Linked DNA regions of Homo sapiens: region 2 is linked to region 1. A link is a loop called in an ENCODE intact Hi-C map of the cell type or tissue named here. Cell type or tissue: B cell. All regions are shown on one strand. Links, peaks and the distances in the headings refer to the core of each region. The heading gives the core; the rest is flanking DNA.

The links. Hi-C counts contacts between places; a loop is a spot of excess contacts. Peaks named below come from ENCODE experiments on the same cell type or tissue, not always from the same donor. Only the 100,000 strongest peaks of a DNase experiment are listed, where the experiment ranks them.
Region 2: a loop joins it to region 1, with 5 times the contacts of the local background. A loop is called at or near these places in 2 of 110 quality-filtered maps.

What each region holds. Positions count from the first base shown.
Region 1 is chr1:157,723,277-157,731,615 of GRCh38, reverse strand. It overlaps the pseudogene VDAC1P9. Among named protein-coding and RNA genes, the nearest start is that of FCRL3, 27 kb to the right of the region's middle. In B cell, for the core only: no CTCF peak of the experiment used is centred there; DNase peaks (open chromatin) are centred at 4,615, 5,106, 6,215 and 6,925; H3K4me3 peaks cover 2,894 bases; H3K27ac peaks cover 6,167 bases.
Region 2 is chr1:157,803,803-157,812,141 of GRCh38, reverse strand. FCRL1 (Fc receptor like 1) reads left to right here. Exons shown (of 11, transcript NM_052938.5): 2 at 5,020-5,040; 3 at 8,031-8,297. Among named protein-coding and RNA genes, the nearest start is that of FCRL1, 12 kb to the left of the region's middle. RefSeq lists enhancers at 5,433-5,482, 5,513-5,572. In B cell, for the core only: no CTCF peak of the experiment used is centred there; DNase peaks (open chromatin) are centred at 2,991, 5,191 and 8,121; H3K4me3 peaks cover 3,796 bases; H3K27ac peaks cover 8,000 bases.

The sequences.
Region 1 (8,339 bases), core at 1-8,000:
TGTCACTTAACCATTTAACTTTCCTCCACATGCTTAACATCCATACATATGACTTGCCTGTGCTGAAATCTGAGAATCTGGACCCTGAACCTGAACCCCTTAGAACTGAGAAGGGCCACAAGAACCTATGGTGCGTGTTTGTGTGTGTGTTTGGGTATCCATTATAGAAAAATTAGAAACATGAGAAATAAAAAAAGATAATTAAAAATCACTTTTATTCCATTAACTCTGAGATAATTGCTAATATCTCAATATCCATCAGCCAGAATATTTTCTATGCATGTGCTCACGTATACATAAATATACAATTTAAAAATAATGATAACAGTAATCTCATTTTTTCTTTTAATAATTTTGTTTTGTTTCCATGCCATTAAGTATTATTCTAAGATATTTGTGTATTGCCTGGTATGTTTGAAAACGTACAAACTTATTTTGTAAATGATTTATTTGAGGGCCTTTATAGTATTGACAATTACTCATTATGATAAACAGTGTTACAATGAACATCTTTGTGTTTAAGTCAACATTTTGAGTAGCATTACTAGTTTAGAGAAATGAAAGGCTGTTACTCTATGCAGTCAGACAATAACTTGGCAATATTTCCCCTGAGATATCCCAGTGGTTGTGTGGAGGGTCTATCAGCTTATGATACATTACTGTTGAGATATATAATCAAAACAATCTTATAGAAAAGAGCTCTGTATACTATATGAGGAAGTAGAGATCAAACATTGGAGGAGTCTTACTTCCTTGCTTTCTATCTAGGTAAAATATTCTGAAGGCCTGTTTGTGATCCTTGCTTTTGGTTACTGTTTGATAGACCCCTTCAAGTCAGTCACTAAGACAATCTCCTTTCAAATAGCTGAATGAGGAGGCCTCATGGTACTGTGGTCATTGCTGCTGGCATTTTATGAGCTGGACCACTTGGAATGAGATGTGGAACAGGAAGAGAATGGAGGTCCTGGGATCTGGATATCTTTGAGGTTTTCTCAGAGCCCAAGTCTGTGGCCATTGTCTAGCAGAAACGCTGGGTCTCACTTCCAATGCAGTCTCCAGAGATATTTGAGAATAAAGAAAATGAGATGATTTAGATTTCCAAGAAAATGTAGAAGCAATGCATTTCAAATTCTGCTAGGAAAAACAGAAATCTTTCTTTTTAATAAATTTCTGTTCTGATCTTATAGGAAACTTTATACGTGATGTAATTGGCTTTTTTTTAATACCACACTCCAGTAATCCATTCCTTCCAAAATGAAACAACACACTTTAGATAACAGATTAAAATTTGTATTAAACAATAGACCATTTGGCATCACTGTTTATTTGTACACAAGGGAAGATAAAAACTTTGCTAAGAAACACAATTCCTTTCTCTGTACTTAGTAGACACATTCTGTACATAATTTTAGAGTGAAAAATGGACTCCTAAGCAAAAAGTTGACCTAAAATCAAGAAAGGAGGACCTATACAACCTACAGAACACGGGAGAGACCACTCTTCTTCTGTATGTTCTCTCCCTAGCTCTGTGTCTTTTTTTAAAATATCTTAATATTTTATTATTTCAATAGTTTAGAGGTATAAGTGGTTTTTGGTTACATAGATGAATTATACAGTGGTGTATTCTGAGATTTCAGTGCACCCATCACCCAACTAGTGTACATTGTACCCAATATGTAGGGGTTTGTTCCTTATACCCCTCCTACCCTCCTTCTTCTGAGTCTCCAATGCCCGATACCACTCTGTAAGCCTTTGTGTACTCATAGATTAGCTCCCACTGTTAAGTGAGAACATACAGTATTTGATTTTCCATTCCTGAGTTACTTCACTTAGAATAGTGGCTCCAGCTTCACCCAAGTGCTGCAAAAGACATTATTTCATTCATTTTTATGGCTGAGTACTATTCCATGGTATACATGTATACCACATTTTCTTTACCCACTCATTAGTTGATGGGCACTTAGATTGGTCCATCTCTTTGCAATTGTGACTTGTGCTGCTATAAACATACATGTGTATATGTCTTTTTCACACAATGACTTATTTTCCTTTGGGTAGATACCCAGTAGTGGGAATGCTGAAATTAAAGGTAGATCTACTTTTAGTTCTTTTTTTTTATTATTATACTTTAAGTTTTAGGGTACATGTGCACAATGTGCAGGTTTGTTACATATGTGTACATGTACCATGTTGGTGTGCTGCACCCATTAACTCGTCATTTAGCATTAGGTATATCTCCTAATGCTATCCCTCCCCCGCCCACCACCCCACAATAGTCCCCAGAGTGTGATGTTCCCCTTGCCTGTGTCCATGTGTTCTCATTGTTCAATTCCCACCTAGAGTGAGAACATGCGGCGTTTGGTTTTTTGTCCTTGGGATAGTTTTCTGAGAATGATGGTTTCCAGCTTCATCCATGTCCCTACAAAGGACATGAACTCATCATTTTTTATGGCTGCATAGTATTCCATGGTGTATATGTGCCACATTTTCTTAATCCAGTCTATCATTGTTGGACATTTGGGTTGGTTCCAAGTCTTTGCTATAGTGAATAATGCCGCAATAAATATACTTGTGCATGTGTCTTTATAGCAGCATGATTTATAATCCTTTGGGTGTATACCCAGTAATGGGATTTCTGGGTCAAATGGTATTTCTAGTTCTAGATCCCTGAGGAGTCGCCACACCGACTTCCACAATGGTTGAACTAGTTTACAGTCCCACCAACAGTGTAAAATTGTTCCTATTTCTCCACATCTCTCCAGCACCTGTTGTTTCCTGACATAGGACTTTTAGTTCTTTAAGAAATCTCCATACTGTTTTCCATAGAGGTTGTACTAATTTACATTCTCACCAGCAGTGTGTAAGTGTTCCCGTTTCACCACATCCATGCCAACATCTATTATTTTTTGACTTTTTAATAATGGCCATTCTTGCAAAAGTAAAGTGGCATCTCATTGTGGTTTTAATTTGCATTTTCCTGATGATTAGTGATGTTGATCATTGTTTCATATATTTGTTGGCCTTTTGCATATCTTCTTTTGAGAAATGTCTATACATGTCATTTGCTCACTTTTTCATGAGTTTTTTTTCTTGCTGATTTGTCTGAGTTCCTTGTAGTTCTAAATATTAGTCCTTTGTCAGACGGATAGTTTGCAAATATTTTCTCCCAGTCTGTGGGTTGTCTGTTTGCTCTGATGATTATTGCTTTTGCTGTGCAGAAGCTTTTTTAGTTTAATTAGGTCCCATTTATTTATCCTTGTTTTTGTTGCATTTGCTTTTGAGGTCTTAGTTATAAATTCTTTGCCTAGGTCAATGTCCAGAAGAGTTTTTCCAAGGTCATCTTCTAGAATTTTTATGGTTTCAGGTCTTAGATTAAGTCTTTGACTCATCCTAAGTTGATTTTTGTATGAGATGAGAGATAGGGATCCAGTTTTATTCTTCTACACGTGGCTAGCCAGTTTTCCCAGCACCATTTATTAAATAGGGTGTCCTCTCTCCAATTTATGTTTTTGTATGTTTTGTTGAACATCAGTTCGTTGTAAGCATTTGGCTTTATTTCTGGATTTTCTGTTCTGTTCCATTGGTTACGATATGCCTACTTTTATACCAGTGCCCATGCTGTTTTAGTAACTATAGCCTTGTAGTATAAATTCAAGTCTTGTAATACCTCCAGGTTTGTTCTTTTTGCTTAGGATTGCTTCGGCTATTTGGGCTTTTTTTGTTGTTGTTCCATATGAATTTTAAGATTTTTTTTAAGTCTGTGAAAAATGGTGATGGTATTTTGATATAATTTGCATGAAATCTGTAGGTGACTTTGGGCAATCACAAAATTGTGAAAATAACCATTCTTCCAATCCATGAGCATGGGATGTGTTTCCATCTATATGTGCCATCTATGATTTCTTTCAGTAGTATTTTGTAGTTCTCCTTGCAGAAATCTTCCACCTCCTTGGTTAAGTATATTACTAGGGTTTGTTGTTATTGTTGTTGTTTGTTTGTTTTTACAGCTATTATAAAAGGGATTCCATTTTTTATTTGATTCTCAGCTTGGTTGTTGTTGGTGTACAGCAGTGCTACGAATTTATGCCATTGACTTTGTAACCTGAGACTCTATGTCTTAAATTATACTAGTGCCCTGAAGATGTGGAAGCTGCAGTGAAAGTAATAAATACTGGAGATGCTGAACATGTGAAAAATGAAGAGCTCTTGGTAATGGGCAAGGCATATGTTGGAAAGTTCCTTGTGAGCATAAAATAAAGCATGGGTTATAGTGTTGTTGGGAAAGGTGTGGCTTTTGGGGATATATTAAATATGGGAGAAGGAATTTGAAAAAAAGCAGGGAAGTAGGGTATGGACGGGTGCCAAAAAACCCTCAGAATTACAGAGTGAAAAAAGATGATGTACTGCTCTGTGCTCACTTTTCATTCTTCTCTCGCTTGCAGCTTCATTCAGTGGACAATTTGCTATGTTTCCCTGCTGGTCCTTTCTCATAGATTTTCAGTAACACTGTCCTTCTGACCAGCTCAGGAGGCATATAGATGCTGTCTCAGACATGTGAGGTTGAGAACCCTCAGATATGCAAATGCTCGGTGGTTTCCTCAGGCCCTGATTGTTCTGCTTTCACATACACCTGCTCTGAAAATACACAGTTTTTCTGGTTGGGCAGACACTGTCTGGTCTTTTAAAGCCCTCTAATCGGCCGGGCGCGGTGGCTCAAGCCTGTAATCCCAGCACTTTGGGAGGCCGCGGCAGGCAGATCACGAGGTCAGGAGATCAAGACCATCTTGGCTAACACGGTGAAACCCCGTCTCTACTAAAAATACAAAAAAATTAGCCAGGTGTGGTGGGGGGTGCCTGTAGTCCCAGCTACTCTGGAGGCTGAGGCAGGAGAATGGCATAAACCCGGGGAGGCAGAGCTTGCAGCGACAGAGCGAGACTCCATCTCAAAAAATGAAATAAAATAAAATAAAATAAAAATGAAAGTAAAAAAGCCATCTAATCCTGTTTCAGCCCACAGATTTATTTTGTTTTACTTGCACTTTTTTTGCATTAACAAACTTACATTTGTTGACAAGATGGCTTCAGGCTCTTACTATTAAACTGTACCTTGGAAATACCAAATAAACAAGAGACAAACTTTTGCCTATCAAAAAACCTGTAAAATTGTCATAAATACATGAGGAAACAAACACAGGGAAGCAGAAGCTGCTTAGAGAGGAAGAGGCAAATTAGAGGTAAGAGAATGCTTTCTGAATGAGATCTTTTCTCTCCCCCAGATCTTTCCAAGCTGCTCATTTCCTATTCCAGCAGGGCAATTATTCTACCAACCAGTGGTAGTGGAGTAATTACTAGGATGGTATTAGAACCCAGCCACTGTGGGAAGCAGATAGCAATAGGCACAAATGTACTGCTCCCAAGAATTCCTGTCTCACCACCATACACAGTGGGGTGGGCAACTAGGGAATGACTGTGTCCAGCTAGAGCTCTAGAGGTTTTCTGCCCGAGACTAATCCTCAACACTCTCTCAACACACCAATTCATGACAAGTTAAATAACAGCCAACAAGAGATAATAAATATGAAAATTATAATTGTCAAAATAAGTACCTGACAGATGAATTGATTAGCATACAGAATAATACTAAAGAAAAAAACATAGTGAGCTGGAAGGCCAGGAAAAACTCTCCTAAAAATACCAAGAAGAGGTACAGAGAAGGAGAGTATACAAGTTAAGAAATATGAATGATGGCATAGGAAGTGTCAGTATCTGTATGATTCATGTACTGCATACAGGTACAAATAAGAGAAGAAAACTTATGGAAAAAATAATAACCCCAAATTTTACAAAATCAGAGAAAGACTAAAGATTTCACAATGAAAAGTATCATAATTTGCTAACTGAATTGATTTTAAAAACCTAAATATTAAAGTAAAATTTGGGAATATCAATGAACAAGGAAAAATTTTGAAATACTAAAGAACATAAAGCATTATCTATAAGTCACAGGAATGAGAATAGCCTAAGACTTCTTAACAATAACATTAAATGTAAGAAGTCAATGGAAAATGTTTTCAAAGTGTTCAAAGAAAAAAGGCAAACTTGTTATTTTATATCCATCTAGACTTTTATTTAATTGCGAGGGTGAATGAAGATTTTTTCTTTGGTATTACAGCCCTCAAAATCTTAAGACACACACGAACATGCACACACACACACACACACACACATGCAAACCACTAAAAACACTTTTAGAGGAAGTGCTACAGCAAGATGAAAAATAAATGCAGAAATAGGCCACAAGATAGGGAAAATGAGTTTGAATAAATAAAATAATAAAATTTTGTTCTTTAAACCATGAGAAACACACATGGAAAGAAGAAGTAAAATAAAATTCTATTATTTAAACTCAAGAATGATAATGTGATAGAAGAGTGGGGAGGAAGTTGTTTTGAAGACATGTAAATGAATGTTGTTATTCATCTTAGTAAGTGAGTAATTACCACCAGAAACAAGAATAGAATGACCTTCAAAGCAGCATAGGAAAATCCACCCCCTTACCCTGTTGAGCCTCCTGTGGCTGCCACTGAGCAGAATATGGCTGTCCCTCCCATGTACACTGATCTTGACAAATGTACCAGGGATGTCTTCACCAAGCGGTATAGATTAGGATTAATAAAGCTTCATTTGAAAACAAAATATGGGAATAGACTGGATGTTACAAGCTCAGGCTCAGCCAATCCTGAGGCCATCAAAGTGACAGGTAGTCTGGAAACCAAGAACAGATGGATCAAATGTGGCCTGACATTTACAGAGAAGTGGAACACTGACAAGACATTAGGTGCAGAGTTACTGGAGAAGATGAGCTTTTTACATGGACTAAAGTTGACCTGTGATTCAGCCTCCTCACCTAACACTGGGGGCAAAATGCTAAAATCAAGACAGGGTACAAGTGAGAGTACATCAACCTGGGCTGCAACGTGGATTTTGACATCTCCAGGACTTTCATCCAAGGTGCTCTCATGCTGAGTTACAAGGACTGGCTGGCTGGATACCAAATACATTTTGAGATCAAAGAGTCCCAGGTGACCTAAAATGACTTTTTGTGGTTGGCTTCAAGACTGATGAATTCCAGCATCACACTAATATAAATGACAGTGTTTGGCACCTCCACTTACCAGAAGGTGAGCAAGACTTTGGAGATCACTGTCAATCATGCATGGACATTAGGAAACAATAACACTTGCTTTGGAACAGCAGCCAAGTAGCACATAGATCCTGACAGCTTCTTCTCAGCTAAAGTGAACAACTCCCATGAGAGGATTAGGATACATTCAGACTCCAAGGCAGTTATCGAACTAATTCTGTGAGTCCTGAGAGATGACAAAAACGTCAGTGCTGGTCTAAAACGAGCTTGGTCTAAGACTGGATTTTTTTTTTTTTTTTTTTGGAGATGGAGTCTCGTTTTGTTGCCCAGGCTGGAGTGCAGTGACACTATCTCGGTTCACTACAACCTCCACCTCCTGGGTTCAAGCGATTATTGTGCCTCAGCCTCTCAAGTAGTTGGGATTACAGGCATGCACCACCATGCCCAGCTAATTTTTGTATTTTCAGTAGAGATAGGGTTTCACCATGTTGGTCAGGCTGGTCTTGAACTCCTGACCTCAGGTGATCTGCCACCTAGGCTTCCAAAACTGCTGAGATTACAGGCATGAGCCACCACACCAGCCTAAGACTGGAATTTTAAGCATAAATCAATACTGTATAATTATTTAATTTTAAAGTATTGTGCAGCATAGCTACCTTCAAAATTTAATGTACCCTCTTATGTTGTATGTCTAAGATTCAAGTATTGCTAGGTATCATGATAAATCTCTAGGTTAAAGATATTTGATCTTTAAGATGTCACCTTTTCAGAGGTATAGAAGGAACCTGATTCCCAAAAGGTCCTTTCAGTTAGAAATTTGGGAGGAATTGGTGGTCCCTCTAGAGATATCTGGTTTTTTTTTTCTTTTTTTTTTTCATTTAGAAACAGCTGCACGTGGAAACTGATAACATGCAGGCACTTTGTAAAATCATATTGAGTAAATGAACTTGTGACTTCTTGAGAATTGAACTTTGGTTTCCTATCCTAATGAGAGGCTCATTTCTTGAAGTCATGTACAAATATATCTGAGGGACACTTTTTTAGATGCATGTTTATGATCTATTTCCACTCTACTCTATCACCTCTTTTATACCAAAAGTAGTTTTCAGGGTGTGGTAAGTTATTTCCTTTGTGACATTTGTGGGCAGCAAGGGTGATGAAGCCAATAACTCAAGACTGATATGATTTAGATCTG
Region 2 (8,339 bases), core at 330-8,329, 80 kb before region 1:
TGTGTTTCCCCAGGGGTGAGGTGCCAGGCTGGTTTTCACACCAAGGGAGCATGCAGTTGGTCTGCTGGCTCAGCTGTGGCTTCCCTAGGGGCAGGATGCCTGACTGGGTCATATGCCAAGGAGGCAGGCACATGGCTGGTCTTCTGGATAAGGCTTGACTTCTCCACTGGGCAGGACAGCCTGTTCCTTGGCAGGGCAGAGTGTCATGTGGACTCAAGTGACAGGATCACAGCTGTCCCCCTGAGCCTAGGTTTTGAGTCCCTGGGGTTGGGGCACTGAAGCCACTAGGATGGAGAAAATGGAGTGATTCCTAGACAGCTTGTTCCCATGGATTAGGAAGCAGGGAAGCTTGGCTAGCAAATGGTGTACTACTGTGTGTAAGCATGATGCAAGGATGGTGAAGCCTCAAGGATGAAAAGATGCAGTGACTACTGCCCCCAGGAACAGAACACACTCTAGTAGTTGCTCTAGTTTCAAGATGGTGCTGTGCAGTAGTAGCTTGGGTCATGGGATGGGAGGAGCCACAGTATGGGCTCTTACTCTAGAATAATGCAGCCATATGAACTCCAGGCAGCTTCCAAAACTGGACTTAGGTCCTGTGAGAACTGCAGGATTCTCCAGCAACAAAGACTGCTGGTGTCCACAGATATAATGGGGGCTTCTGGGGACTTCTTTACCTTTTGTTTTCAGGGAAAAGCCCCTCCTAGGCTTGAATCCCAGCCTGCATTCCAAGCTGATCCTGACTGAGGAGACAGAGTTGCAGAGGCAGGTTGCAGGGTTCCATTCCCTTCTTTATGTAGCCATCCTGAGTTTCTGTGATCCACAAGATTTCTGCCATTCCCCTGCTGTACTTCAGTGCTCTCCTTTAGACACTCCAGTCAAAATGTAGTTGTTTCCTTATTGTTTCAGTCTTTTTTTAGGCGGGGAGGAGGATGAGTAATAGACACCTCTAGTCAGCCATCTTGCCGACATCACCGACAATGTCTTTTCTCTTAAAATAATAGAAATATGGCTTCCATTTACTACACAAGTTTTCTGTTTCCCTTTATAAAGTTTTCAGTGCACCAGGTGTGGTGGCTCATGCTATAATCTCAGCACTTTGGGAGGTTGAGGCGGGAGGATCGCTTGACATCAGGTGTTTCAGACCAGCCTGGGCAACATAGCAAAATCTTGTCTCTACAAAAAATAAAAAATAAATAATTATCCTGGCATTGTGGCACATGCCTGTAGTCCCAGCTACTTGGGAGGCTGAGGTAAGAGGATCACTTGAGCCCAGGAGGTTAAGGCTGCAGTGATCTGACCTCCAGCCTGGGTGACAGAGCAAGATCCTGTCTCAAAAAAGTAAAATAAAACAAAAAGTTTTCAGTGAATTGCTGTCTTTGCTTCACTTCCTTTCATTCTTTATTTAATATTTATTTTTAATTTACATTACATTAAGATTTACTTTTTTGAAAGACTGTCTATAATTTTTGACAAAGATTTAGATCCATATAACCACCAGCAGAATCAAAATACAGGACATTTTCATCCCTTCAAAAATTTCCCGGCTGGGTGCAGTGGCTCACGACTGTAATCCCAGCACTTGGGGAGGCCGAGGTGGGTGGATCACCTGAGGTCAGGAGTATAAGACCAGCCTGGCCAACATGGTGAAACCCCATCTCTACTAAAAATACAAAAATTAGCCAGGCGAGGTGGTGCAAGCCTGTAGTCCTAGCTACTCAGGAGGCTGAGGCAGGAGAATTGCATGAACTTGTGAGGTAGAGGTTGCAATGAGCCAAGATCATGCCACTGCATTCCAGCCTGGGTGGCAGAAAGAGACTCTGTCTTAAAAAAAAAAAAAAGAAAAAAGAAAAAGAAATTTACTTATGCCCTCACTCCCTTTTATGGTCAAATCTTCTCCCATTCCTAACCCCTGGTAAACTCATTTAAGTCCTTACACTTCTTCCTCATTCTTCCTTGAACCCACTTAAATCAATCTTTCATCCTTACCACTCCATTGAAACTGTTCTTGCACATAGCATCAACCATCTTCATGTTGCTGCATCAAGGGGTCAATTTTAATTTTTTATTTTACTCAATTTCTCAGGGGCATTTGATCACTCTTTATTTTTTGAAACACTTTTAATTTGGCTTCTGGAATATCATATTCTGCTGGCTTTCTTTCTAATTCAGTATCTGCTACTTTTCAGTTTCTTTGCTAAATTATTTAATTTTTTTAGAGTCAGGGTCTTACTCTGTTGCCCCAGCTGAAGTGCAGTGGTATGGTCATGGCTCATTGCAACCTTGAATTCCTGGTCTCAAGTGATGCACCTGCCTCAGCTCCCTGAGTAGCTGGAACCAGAGACACATGCAACCACACTCAGCTAATTAAAACAATTTTTTGACCAGGTATGGTGGCTCATGTCTGTAATCCCAGGACTTTGGGAGGCCAAGGTGGGTGGATCACCTGAGGTCAGGAGTTCAGACCAAGCTGACCAACATGATGAAACCCAGTCTCTACTAAAGAAAAAAAAAATACAAAATTAGCTGGGTGTGGTGGCTGGCACATGCCTGTAATCCCAGCTACTTAGGAGGCTGAGGCAGGAGAATCGCTTGAACCCGAGAGGTGGAGGATGCAGTGAGCCAAGATTGTGCCATTGCACTCTAGTTTGGGCAAGAAGAGTGAAACTCCATCTCCCCCAAATCATTTGTGGTTTTTTTTGTTTGTTTTTGTTTTTGTTTTTGTTTTTTACAAACAGGGTTTTTTTTTAAATTAATTAATTTATTTTTTGCCACCCAGGCTTATCTCAAACTTCTGGCCCCCATCAATCCTCCCACCTCAGCCTTCCAAAGTGTTGGGATTACAGTCATAAGCCACTGCATCTGGCTTGGATCTTTTGCTGACCTCAAAATGTTGGACATCCTCAAAGTTGATACCTAGACTTCATCCATACTCACTTCCCCAAATTATATAATTATGTCACTTCATGTGCCACTTTAAGCTTAAATGCAAGCTTATTTCTCCAGCTTTCACCTCTCTTTTAAATACCTCTTATGTACTTAACTGCATTCGGGTATCTAATAGACATCTTAATAAACATCTTAAACTTAACATCAGGTGTTTAACAGGCATCTTAAACTCAAACAGATCTCTTGATCTTCCACCTGTACTACCACCACCACAAAACTTAACCTATTTTCCCCCACAACTTCTCCAATTCAGGAAATGTCACTACCATTCTTCCAGTTGCTGTGGCCAAAAATCTAAGAGTCATACTTAATTCCCCTCTCTCTCCTTTTGCACTTTCTATTTAATCCATAAGCAATTCCTATTAATTCTACTTTCAGAATTTATACTAAAGTCTGACCACTTCATATCACCAGCACTGTCTAATCTTAGCCACTATCTTTACTCTCCTACACTAAATTCCCACTAACGTTCTCCCTGCTTTTCTTTCACTTCTATACTGCTTTCCTCACAGTGTCTGAGTGATATTGTAAATTAAGTAAGAATTGTCCATAGCTCCCCATCACACCTAGAATGAAATCCAAAACTATTGCCAAGTCCATAAAGTGCCCATGACTGGATCCTTCCTATTTCTCAGACACCGATAACTAACCCCTGCCCCCTTACTTGGTCAGCTCCAGGTGCCCTTGCCTTCTCATTCCTCCTTGTACAAGCGTATTTCCTCCTCAGGATACTTGCATTCGATGTTTTCTCTGCCAGGGATGCTCTTTCCCAAATATTCAGAAGGCTTGTTTCCTGATTTCATTTAGGTTTTTACTGAATCTATCTAAATCTATCTAAACAGTTAAGACCATCTTAAGATGCTCTGTATCTTATTTCTCTGCTTTATTTTTCTTAGAGAACCAATCACCCTCTGAAAGAATATTATATACTTATTTTTAAATTGGCTCTCTACCACTATAATATGAATTTCTTGACATCAAAGATTGTCATTCATGTTTACTCCCATCACTCCAGGGCCATGCACAACGTCTGGCATACAGTGAGCACTTCAAATTATTTGCTGTATGGACAAGTGTATGGAATATGATTTTATGCTCTCTCCTATTGACACTTTTCTCCTACCTAAGGAACTAATTATTCAAGTAAACATTTAACCTAAGAAAAAGTAAGTATCTCAAACCAAGCTTGGCTAAAATAAATAATAGTAATGACACAATATTTACTGAATAAGTAAATTCCAGGCACTAGTCTAAGCTCCTTAATCTTCACAAAAACTCTGTGAGGTAGGTACCACAATTATCTACACTTTACCGACAAGGAAACTAAAGCACAGAGAGGTGAAACATTTCTCCCACAGTCACACAGCTTGTAAGAGGAAGAGCCAGTACTCAAATCTGTGTCATCCAGCTACAAAGCCTCCATTTTCCCCAGAATTATTTTTTCTTGATCATTGAGCCATAATATTATGGTCAAGTCCTTGGGATAGAAGAGAATTTTTGGAGAAATTTGAATTCCTTTTCTGGACCTAAGCCTCCTCTGATCTGAAATTGGTAAACAAAGGGTCTCTATGCCTTGAGTATGAGGCTGTGCACTCTCCTTGCCTGACTCTGTTGTTCCCTTGAGAGAGTCAATCCAAAGCTGGATCCTCAAGACTTTTGAAAGGAGGCGGTGGGAATGGGAATGAGGAGCTTGAAGAAGGAGCTGCTAAGTAGTTAGCAAAGATGCCACCTCCTAGTCACAGACAACACAAGTCATTGGCAATTACTTTGTGATCATAAAAAAGAACGATGTGTTGTTCTGTGGGCAGGTGCTCTGTGGGTGATGCAGAATATGGGAAAAGGAGCAGAGAGAAAGAAGAAAAGAAGCAGGGGTAAGATAAGGAGGGAGGAAGAGAAGATGAAAGAAGGAAGGGGAGAAGAGAGAAAGAGGGAAAGAGGGAGGAAGAGAGAGATGCAGGGAGGGTCCAGGGGATGGAGGGTGTGGTGTTGGGGAAGCTCTCAAAGGATTTAAACTTTGGAGATTTGTGGGATTTGCTGCTCTGTACTGATCTCTGCTGAATTCTCTCCCAGCTCCACTCTGTGAACCTGCCGGTGAGTTGCACTTCCTTTTCTTCTTCAAGGTCTGTGGGTATTTTGTTACTTAGGTCAGCACAGGAGGCCTGCAGATTGCTGTCTTAGCAGCCCCTTCCTGCCCAAAACATATCAGGGTGACAGCTGCTGAGGTGTACAAACATCAGTGGCTCCCTTGGGCCTGGGCTGCTCTGTCTTCACATCAGTCTCTGCACCTGACACGTGTCTGCTCAGTGGGGTGAACAGGTCTTGCTCTGACCTTCTCAAGAACACAGTCTTACTTCCGGGAAGTCCCAGCACAGGGAGGGAGACACTGTTTGCACAAGGAAGGCAAAGGGTGCTGAAGATTCATGCTAGAAGCATCTCTGTCCTCCCAGCCTCAGGAGCTCCAATTCCCAGTTGTGCTTCTCAGCTGGGTGTGTCACCATGGGTGATGAAGGAAATGCCAAAATCACACATCCACGGAGAACATTAGAGAGAATCCTCCAGACATGTGTGGAATGAAGTAGTACTGCTGCCTCCTTCCTATTTTTAGCTCTCCTCTGCAGCCACACCTGTTACCCCAGCTCATTTTCTCTTTCGGACTCTGGTTTATGCAAACTTACTTCATTGCACTGGTCCTGATTCAAAGTCTTACCTTTACCAAAGAAGGAGAGTAAGCAATCCCTTTCCCCACGAAGGACTCTTCACTAGATCAAGCTCAATGATAAAATGTAAAAATTGCTATCTTGTGCAGAAAATACTAGCCACAGAGTTAAAAGAGATTGTCCTGCCACCTCAAGAACATCGGCTGCAAGTGCAAGTAGGGAACACAAGTTCCCAAGTTCCCTAGGAATTCCTGTGACCAGAAAGATTCAGAGAGATTCAGGGTCAATCTAGCCTTCTAGGTTCCTTATCTAATGTTTGTCCAAGTATAACTGATGACTTGTGTTAACACCATGCATGCCTTGTGTCTGGTCTCATCTTTACCCCTAAACCCAAGTGCCCAATCTCAGCCTAAGCAGAAATCCAAAGCCATATCAAAGATGAAGAAACCAAGTTTCTGTCACCAGGTATTTTCCAGATAGTCTCTGCTATCTAAGAATTATCTGAAACAAGCTCTGAGCTGTAAGACTGAGCTCCAGACCCTTGCAATCCACCCTGTCCAGTTTCCCACTTCATTACCACCCTAGCCCCATTGAGAATAGTGGGTTACAGATGCCCAAATGCTAAATGCCTTTCTTTTTTGAGACAGAGTCTCACTCTGTTGCCCAGGCTGGAGTGCAGTGGTGTGATCTCAGCTCACTGCTACCTCTGCCTCCTGGGTTCAAGTTATTCTCCTGCCTCAGCCTCTGGAGTAGCTGGGGACTACAAACTCATGCCACCACGCCTGGCTAATTTTTGTGTTTTTAGTAGAGAGAAGTTTTGCCGTGTTGGCCAGGCTGGTTTTGAACTCCTGACCTCAGGTGATCCACCAGGCTCGGCCTCCCAAAGTATTGGGATCACAGCCGTGAGCCACCACACCTGGCCTAAATGCCTTTTTATTTATTGCCCTGCCTAGCTCCAAGAGCTGTGCTACTGGTCAGTCTTCTGGGGACCACAGTTTTCCAAGGAAAGACAGTGACTCTAAGATATTCCATGCCTCAGGACAAAGCAAATATTCTGGTACTATGGATGGAACTGATGTTTAAAAGTTTCCAAAAACAAAAAAACACATTTCAGCCGAAAAGCTGAATTCCTAGTAATTCACCCTTTAGTAATCCAAAGCAATTGTCATTTTCATCTGGTAAGGAAAGAATAAAGTTTTGTCTTAGGGAAAGTATAATATTTTTCAAGGGGCAGAGGCTCTGAGGGTTGGATAAACAAATGCCCACACAGCCCATAGCTATTAGGGGTTGTGACATTTTTATGGGCTGCTGCAAGTTGGGGAGACGAGGAGAGAGCAGAGCACAATTTTATCATCTTATCACCAGAAAAGAGCCCCAGGCCGGGAGTGGTGGCTCACACCTGTACTCAGTACCTTGGGATGCCAAGGCAGTAGGATCACTTCAGCCCAGGAGTTCAAGACTAGCCTGAGCAACATCATAAAATCTTATCTCTACAAAAAATAAATAAAATTAGCTGGGCTTGGTGGCATGTGCCTGTAGTCCCAGCTACTTGAGAGGCTGAGGTGGGATGACTGCTTGAGCCCAGGAGGTTGAGGTTGCAGTGAGCTGAGATCGCATCACTGAACTCAAGCCTGAGAGTCAGAACATGACCCTGTCTCAAAAAGGAAAAAAAAAAAAAGAAAAAGAAAAGAGCCCCTAACACCCCAAAGGGACACATCCCTGAGAATTAAGATATGAATTAAATTAGCTCTTTAGATCATGGTTTCTACAGAGGTTTGTAAAGAAGCTGTGTGGATGGTGGGTACTGGGCATTTCCAAGCAAATACACCCCATTTCTTCTAATAGAAATAGCAATAATAGGGGGAGGACAGAGTCAGCAATGAGGGGATTGGGTTCTTCTACGTCTTTCCTGGACAGATCGACCCTGCAGGTCCCATATTCTGTCTTTGAAAAAGATAGTGTGGTTGTGGTTCTGAGATGCCAGGGGAAAGGGAACAGAAGAAGATAATGAACATAGCTTAGAAGGATAAAAGAAGCATATTCACTTTGAATAAAACTTCAAGCTTCATCATCTCCAATGCCGACTCCAGTAACAGTCTTCAGTATTATTGTACTGGCTTCAAGAAAGGTGTTTTTAGTTTATGGATAGAAACTTCAAAAAATAATAAGATCCAAGTCAAAGGTAAGAGTTACTTTCTGAAAGATAATACTGCACAGGGGCAGGATGTACCAGGGGTGAGCAGGGTGAGTTCATGGCAAAGGAAAGCCCATGGGCCACTGGGGGGGGGGTGGAGACATGTAGGGTGGCCTGTGTGTCCAACTGGCTGTTTCTTTGAGTCTTGTTGGCAAGTGCTGAGACACAAACTGCCTCTTACCAGAAATTCCGAACCGCATTAATCATTTGTGTTTAATTCCTCTCTCTAGAGCTGTTTTTGATAGCCAGCCCCTCCCATCCCACAGAGGGGAGCCCAGTGACCCTGACGTGTAAGATGCCCTTTCTACAGAGTTCAGATGCCCAGTTCCAGTTCTGCTTTTTCAGAGACACCCGGGCCTTGGGCCCAGGCTGGAGCAGCTCCCCCAAGCTCCAGATCGCTGCCATGTGGAAAGAAGACACAGGGTCATACTGGTGCGAGGCACAGACAATGGCGTCCAAAGTCTTGAGGAGCAGGAGATCCCAGATAAATGTGCACAGTGAGTGTCAGTGGGGTCAGTCTGCCAGGATAGGCTGAGAAG